Linked DNA regions of Homo sapiens: region 2 is linked to region 1. The links are chromatin contacts, found by Hi-C or POLR2A ChIA-PET in ENCODE. All regions are on one chromosome and are shown on one strand. Each heading gives the region's core, a stretch centred on a gene start or an enhancer-like site at or near the end of the contact. The rest is flanking DNA. Distances are from core to core; before and after follow the strand shown. Region 1 holds the start of VRK1 (VRK serine/threonine kinase 1). Region 2 has its middle 47 kb from the start of LINC02304.

The links. A loop is a pair of places that touch in the nucleus more often than their neighbours do. ChIA-PET counts read pairs that join two places held with the same protein, here RNA polymerase II (POLR2A). Pooled maps may share reads with other maps.
Region 2: a loop to region 1 is called in a map of PC-3, with 6 times the contacts of the local background. The contact joins the enhancer-like site here to the promoter of VRK1 in region 1. A Hi-C loop is called at or near these places in 2 of 168 maps with a recorded cell type or tissue (HCT116 and PC-3), 1 of 37 single-sample maps with no recorded cell type and 2 of 50 pooled maps. POLR2A ChIA-PET finds 5 or more read pairs at or near these places in 2 of 52 experiments (GM12878 and activated naive CD4-positive, alpha-beta T cell).

What each region holds. Positions count from the first base shown.
Region 1 is chr14:96,795,534-96,799,290 of GRCh38, forward strand. It overlaps VRK1 (VRK serine/threonine kinase 1), which reads left to right and starts at 1,849. Exons shown (of 13, transcript NM_003384.3): 1 at 1,849-1,914. RefSeq lists silencers at 1,731-1,930, 1,941-2,230 and an enhancer at 2,175-2,706.
Region 2 is chr14:97,105,898-97,109,654 of GRCh38, forward strand. No RefSeq gene overlaps it. Among named protein-coding and RNA genes, the nearest start is that of LINC02304, 47 kb to the right of the region's middle. RefSeq lists an enhancer at 825-2,024. Within about 2 kb of position 2,059, at least 3 of the 41 ENCODE cell types and tissues checked have a DNase peak (open chromatin) inside an H3K27ac peak, as active enhancers do; they include HCT116 and PC-3, where a contact is called at or near this core.

The sequences.
Region 1 (3,757 bases), core at 599-3,098:
AACGGTGTTGGGGGTAGGAACCACGAGGGAGGATGCAGTAACTTGTGGGTCAGCAGCAGCCGTGATGTCATCACTTCCAGACCTGAGGCACAAAGGGAAGGGCTACTACCGCAAACTGGAGGGAGGGCCAGGGAGCAGTGACCTTCAGCTGAGGGACCTGCCAACTGGAGGTGACCTTGCCAGTCAGGATCCAGGGGCTTAACCTACTCTAACCAACCTTTCTTTTTCCTCCAATCTTCTGTGGGGTTCTCCACTGGGCACGCCCCAAAGCCAGGGGGCACAGGGAGCGCGAAGTAATTTGTAGAGGTCAGCCTCCTGGGGCAGAGGGCAGGCAGGAGAAGTATTTGGAGCAGATGAGGGTATCTGGAGGGGAAAATGTAAGACATCAGGCACAATATTGCCCTGTCTAATGGACAGAGTGATTCCAGGTTTTGTAGGGACTGAAGCTCACATAATTTTGGGGGATCTACTTTAAGAAAAATCAGCTGGGTGTGGTGGCTCATGCCTGTAATTCTAGCACTTTGGGAGGCTGAGGCGGGGTGGATTGTTTGAGCTCAGGAGTTCAAGACCAGCCTGGGCAACATGGTCAAACCCTGTCTCTACAAAAAATACAAAAATTAGCCAGAAGTGGTGGCCTGTGCGTGTAATCCCAGCTACTCGGAGGGTTGAGGTGGGAGGATTGCTTGAGCCCAGGAGGTCGTGGCTGCAGTGAACCGAGATCGCGCCAATGCATTGCAGCCTGGGTGACAAAGTGAGACTATATCTTTAAAAAAAAGAAAAAGAAAAGTAAAATCGACAAATAAACCCCCAAAGCTATGTAAACTCATTGAGGGACCTGCGCAAGTGAGGTCCTGAAGCTTACGCTTCATTGGCTTCATTGTTAATCTCCCTCTGCCTGTGACTTCAGTGATTTTGACCTAGAACAATGACCCAGTGCCCAATAAGCTCTCAGCCTCATGGGTGATGGAGACTTAGCTGATTATAATAAACACAATGCGGCCGGGCGCGGTGGCTCACGCCTGTAATCCCAGCACTTGGCGAGGCCAAGGCGGGCGGATCACAAGGTCAGGAGATCGAGACCATCCTGGCTAACACGGTGAAACCCCGTCTCTACTAAAAACAGAAAAAAATTAGCTGGGCGTGATGGCGAGCGCCTGTAGTCCCAGCTACTCGGGAGGCTGAGGCAGGAGAATGGCGTGAACCCGGGAGACGGAGCTTGCAGTGAGCCGAGACTGTGCCACTGTACTCCAGCCTGGGCGACAGAGTGAGACTCCGTCTCAAAAAAATAAATAAATAAAAATAAATAATAAACACAATGCAAACTGTGGCATACGTTGATTACAGATGAAACACTATAGATGATTAGGTAGACATTGAGATATGCTTTGAAATAGGCTTCGAAAAACAGGTAGGATTTAGACACATATCAATGAGTGGGCAGAATAATACTAACACTATCTGCTATTTATTGAGCACCAACTAAGTTTAAAGTACTGCCTATAGATTATTTCATTTAATCCTAACAGAAACAGGAAACTTATTTTACACCCAACTCTCTGCCAATACACTTAATAAATCAAGCTACTACGAACAAGGCTGTAAACCACATTTCCTAGAAGACCAGGGAGCAGAAGGACGGGGATCTCCCTTTGCCGCTAAGAGACTCCAACTCCCAGGATGCCTTGGGAGCGCTGGACCACAGCTCCCGGCATTCCCGGGGAGGCGCGGGGCTAGCGTAGCCTCCGCCCCGCGCCTCGCGTTACCACTCGTCCCGCCCCTCCTCGTCGCCTCCGAGCCAATGGGAAGGCTCCATACTGCAGGGTGCGAAGGGGCCGGCGCCGCTGCCGAGTTACGAGTCGGCGAAAGCGGCGGGAAGTTCGTACTGGGCAGAACGCGACGGGTCTGCGGCTTAGGGTAGGGAGGCCGCAGGCGACACGGCTCGAGGACTCGCGCGCCGAGCCGGGGGCGCGGAGGCGGGCGGCCGGGGCTGGGGCCGGCACTGGGCCTTCCGGGCGGCCTGTGGGTCCACCGGGGTGCGGGAGTCGCCGTCAGCCTCGGTCGCCCCGCGGGACCGCGCTCCGCCGCGTGGCTTCCGCCTGCGCGGGCGTCCGCTCCTTCCTTGTCTCGTTCAGGCCCCGCAGGCGCCCCCGGGGATGCCTGGACTGGCCAGGCCGGCCCCCATCTGAGCTCCACGTTCTGGACGCGCGTGGTGTCGCGGCCGAGCTCGCAAACGCCGCCTCGGGCCTCACCGGGAAGCCGGTTCTGTCAGGCGGGGCTCCGGGTGAACAGCGCAGGCGAGGCCCCTGCCCCGCAGAGCTCACTCTGTAGAAGGGAAACAACACACGCAGCTGCGATGTTTTGCGGATACGGAAATGCTTTCTTAGAAACGGGACAGGCAGTTGCGGGCTAGAGGAATGGGGGCGAGGCTCTTTAGGTTAGGTGATCCGGGAGGGCATCTCAGAGGATGTGACCTTTGACTTGAGACCTGAGAGGGGAGGCCGACCCCTGAGGATAGCAGCCAGGCCTGGGGACCGCGAGGCCGCCCGTTATTTCCCTGTCACATCGCGGGGAGGCCCCGTGATCCTGTACTTGAGGGTCTGTCTGGTGCAAGGCAGTTAGAGCCGCTTGTGTGTTTTGCAAGGGACTTTCATAACCGTTTGACAGTTCCTCCTCATTCTGTCCTTACCTGGCAGGGTGGCATCCTTTACTGTTGCAGCTCCATTCAGGGGCAACGCATAGTTTTTCCTACCACCGAAATAGTATTGTGGTTCTCGTCTCAAAACTCTTAGGTGGTAGAATTAAATTCGACAGACAGCAGCAGAGTCAGACACTATAGGTTCCTGTTGAGGCCACCCATTTTTCTGATGTCCTTTCTTTCAAGTCACTCATTTTTGTTTTCCTTTGTATAGACTCTTCCCTTCCCTTTCCTGTGTCCCTTTCTTGGAACAACTTGGAAATACAATTTGCTATTGGGAGGATGTTGGTTTTAGGGAACTGTTGAAGAACTTCATTAATTATTGTGTGTGTGTTTTTCTTTTCTTCTTCTTTTTTTTTAAACTGGAATTGCCCATCTGTTGAGACTGAAATTCAAGAGTAAAAAAAAGTAGGGCAGCATTTATTTTCAAGAGTTGACAATAAAGGCACCTTTCTTTATGACATGCTGAGCATGATACTTTGGGGGAGAATTTAATCTAGAATTTTGAAGCATTTTCAGAAGGAAGCAAGGGTTCTTTATATAGTCATTTTATGTAGGTTACGTTTATGTTCTTCAAAATGGCATGTAGTGATTGGAATTAAATTTCTGGGTAGATAAGATTATGTTCATCTGTTACCTATAGAAGGGAATGTAACTTAAGTAGTCACTTAATAATAGCTTTCTCTGTTGATGCTACCACAGATGGTATTCTCTACATCTCAACATTGCTGATCAGATTCTGTGTTAATACAGTAACACAACTTGAATTTAATAACAATAAACTTGTGTTAGGCGTTACTGTCAATTTAGTTCTGGTATCCAGTACAAATACCAGTTTTATAGTGCAATGTCTTCTTGTTATGTTCAGTGCTGCAAAAATTATGAGAGGATATTTGTTAAACAAATGAGATAATGGAGTAATGTGTTAAGCATAGAGCCTGGCATATAGTAAGTTAGTAAGTGCCCAGGAAATGGTTATATGGAAAGCTTATGCTAAGTTTTATTCCAGTATGCAAGTGTGTATTTTAAAAATAACAGTAATGCATTCAAAATGTTGACAGA
Region 2 (3,757 bases), core at 809-3,308, 310 kb after region 1:
TCCTCAACTGGGAGTGGGGGCATATTCGGTTTATATTCTTTAGTTGAAATACTTTTGTCTTCATCATCTGTTTCTACAGCTTGGAAGAGTTCCCAGAGGGCTCAATGTGACCCTGGTCAAAGATCAGCTAAAGATGGGGTAAATTCCAGAGAGAGACAACCACAGCGTCTGCCCTGAGCCTTTGAGAATCCAAAGTGGGCAGTCTACTCTTACTTTAGTTTTGTCTCAGTTTTATTTTAGATCGAGGGTCAGCAAACTAGGGTCTGTGGGGGCACCCACCTGCTTTTGTCATTAGCATTTCCCTGGGACTCAGCCATGCCCATGGGTTTGCATCTTATCTAAGGCTGCCTCCCAGCCACAGTGGCAGAGTGGAGTAGTTGCAACAAAGACAGCGTCAACCGCAAGCCCCACATTTTTACCTCCTTGCCCATTTCGAAGACAAGTTGCAGACTCTTGGCCTAGATCTTGAAACTGAATTGGAAAGAACCTTGGAGGGGCCCTCCCTGACTCTGTGGGTGGATGCTGGAGTCCCTGCCTGTTGATTCTTCTGCAGCTGCTTGAGTGGCCTGCACCTGGCAGGAAAGCCCATTCCACGGCGGAGTGATTTTCAGTGTTTTCTTTCAGAGCTCTGTTTACCCTTCCTGGGTAAACAGATGTCTTACAGTTGAACTTCATAGCTTCTCGCCACGTAGCCATGCACCCTTTCCTTTTCTTCATACTTCACTCAACACCAAGAAATACCACCTCTCCCTTCGGGAACATCCGCTTTTAAATAAACCCACGTGCCTCCTCTGAGTATCCCTGCACAGATGAAGTGCCGGTGGGTAGGACCCCAGCCTGTCCTCGGCTTGAGACGCCCGCAGGGGAGGTGGAAAGGGCGTGGCTGTAGTCAGAAGACTGAAGTTTAAGGGTCAATTGGTCACTCAGTAATTATTTACTGAGCACCTACCTGCTTCCAGTGACTCTTTTAGCCACTAGGGACACGAAGTTTTCAAAACAAATTTCTGTCCTTTGCTCCAAAGCCTCTGGGGGAGATAGATCACCAAGGCGGAGGTTGGGGGTGGGTGGGGGGAGGGTGGAATTTAAAATAAAACTGTAGTGTGGAGGGTGCATGCCGGTGAGACCTCTAACTCAATCCAGTGGGACTTGGGGAGGGCTTCCTGGAGGAGGTGCTTAAGATCCAAAGAAACGAAGGATGAGGGATGGAAGGAGAGTCAGTGGAGGGCATTTGGGCAGACTGCTAAAGGTCTGTAGTTCCATCCAACTCTTACCTTTCCACTGCTATTTCCCCACCCCTCTCTAAGTTTCAGATGTGTCTTTGGGCCTTGGGACTTCTTCAAATGTCAATGTGCGTGAATCACCCGGAAGCTTGTTAAAATCCCAGCTCTGATTCAGCAGCTCTGGGTGGGACCTGAGATGACACATGTCTTACGAGCTCCAGATGGCATCCATGCTGCTGGTTAAGTGACCGCACTTCGCACGCAAACGTTCACTGCAGCACCGTTCTCAATGGCAAAGACATGGAATCAACCTAAATGCTCATCAGTGGCAGACTGGATAAAGAAAATGTGGTACATATACACCACGGAATACTATGCAGCCATAAAAAGAACAAGTTCATGTCTTTTGTGGGAACATGGATGAAGTTGGAGGTCATTATTCTTAGCAAACTAACACAGGAACAGAAAACCGAATACAGCATGTTCTCACTTACACGTGGGAGCTAAATGATGAGAACTCATGAACAGAAAGAAGGGAACAACAGACACTCGGGTATACTTGAGGGTGGAGTGAGGGAGGAGGGAGAGGAGCAGAAAAAAATAACTATTGGGTACCAGGCTTAATACTTGGATGATGAAATAATCTGTACAACAAGCCCTGTGACATGAGTTTACCTATATAACAAACCTTCACATGTACCTCCAAACCTAAAATGAAAGTTAAAAAAGAAGAAAGACCTTGGAGGATTTTATCGACTTAGCAAACATTTTTTTAAGAATCTATCCTGTGTGAGTCACTGTACCAGGATCAGCTAGAACAGGGAGATGGGAGTCAGGAATATCTGTACCTTGTAGTCATCTCACTCCGTCGGGGAGAACAGACATTGAGGCAAGGACCACACAGATGATCAATCACATTTCTGATGAGCTCCATGAGGAGAAGGAAGGGTGCCATGGGGGCGTAAATTCAGGGCTTCTGACTAGTTGGGGTCAGGAGGTTGGAGTTAGGCAAGGCTTCCCTGTAGGAAGTGAAGAGATATTTAAGGCTAAATCTTGGTTATCAAAATCCCCCTCTCCCATCCTGGGACCTCACAAATAATTTGCTTTCTGTACGGAATGCAAGTGAACTTCATTCCATAAATGCTTGGGAGGATCCAGGAGAGCTCAGTCTTCACACTGACAATGAACTCTCAGGCCCTGAGACTTACCTCAGGCACCTCCTCCAGGAAGCCTAAAAAGATTGACCCTACCTGACAGTGTTCAAACGAATCCTCTCATAAGTCTATTCTTGAAGGCCCATGTTTCCTGCAGGTTTTGTCAGGGGCCTGGTTTCCATGTCTCTCCCTCAGGAGCTGGAGCACTGGCCCACACAAGTCAGGCTTGCAATAATTTCTGACTGAGTGACTTTGAAAGTATCTGAAATGGGGACTTCAAAAATAAAAGGCAGTTAAGAAGCATGTTGCCTTTTTGATATCTGTCCTAGTGTTGCCAGATAAAGAGAATCCCATTCCCTTCTGTCTGGCTTTCAGTTTCTAAGGCTCAGGCTGAGCAGGCCTTCCACCTGTGTGATGTGAAGACACCTATGACTGCCTTTGTTGAGTACCTGCTATGCACAGGCTCGGGGCCAGCTGCTTTGCCTGCCTCATCTTTTCTGTACAACTGTCCTATAAGCAGTAGTTAGTGTGGCATTATACAGGCAGGCCGAGACGTTCATAAAATAAAGGTCTCGCTGTTTTGAGAAATACTGGGCAAGAAGGGAATTAGCCTGGAGCTGGGTTAGAGAGAGCAGTTGAAAGCTTTGAGTGAGAAAAGCATGATCAAGGGTCTTTGGAGAGAGGCAGGTGCGGGGCTGTTCTCTGGGTGGCCTTGGACTGAGCCACTTCTCCATTTCTTGCTTGTAGTTGTCAAGAATAACTGTGGAGGCCAGGCACAGTGGCTAACACCTGTAATCTCAAACTTTGGAAGTTTGAGACCAGCCTGGCCAACATGGTGAAAACCCATCTCTACTAAAAATACAAAAATCAGCTGGTGTGGTGGCGGGCGCCTGTAGTCCCAGCTACTCGGGAGGTTGAGGCAGGAGAATTGCTTGAACCTGAGAGACAGAGGTTGCTGAGAGACGAAATCGTGCCACTGCACTCCAGCCTGGGTGACACAGTGAGACTCTGTCTCAAATAAAAAAAAAAAAAAAGAATAACTGTGGAACGAGCTAGGCATGCACCATCTTGAGGTAAGGGGGAGCTGGCCAGGCCCTGTTCCAGTCCCCGCAAGAATGGGATGTCCTTCAATAGTTGAGCTCAGTGAGTCACATTCTCCACGGTGTAAAACCAGGGCAGATGGCTTTCCTGGGCCCCTCAGTTGTGCTGCAAGTAGGGCACATGCAGATAAGACTCCATCTGCCCTGGCAGCTTACCTGAGCCTTGTGTGGGACCAGCTTCCGATGAATCCTAGACATCTGTTGTCCCTTGCTGCCTATCTGCCAGGAATAAACACTCTTCCTGTAGGTCGTTGTGCAGGGGTGTTCTGTCTCATTGGATGCA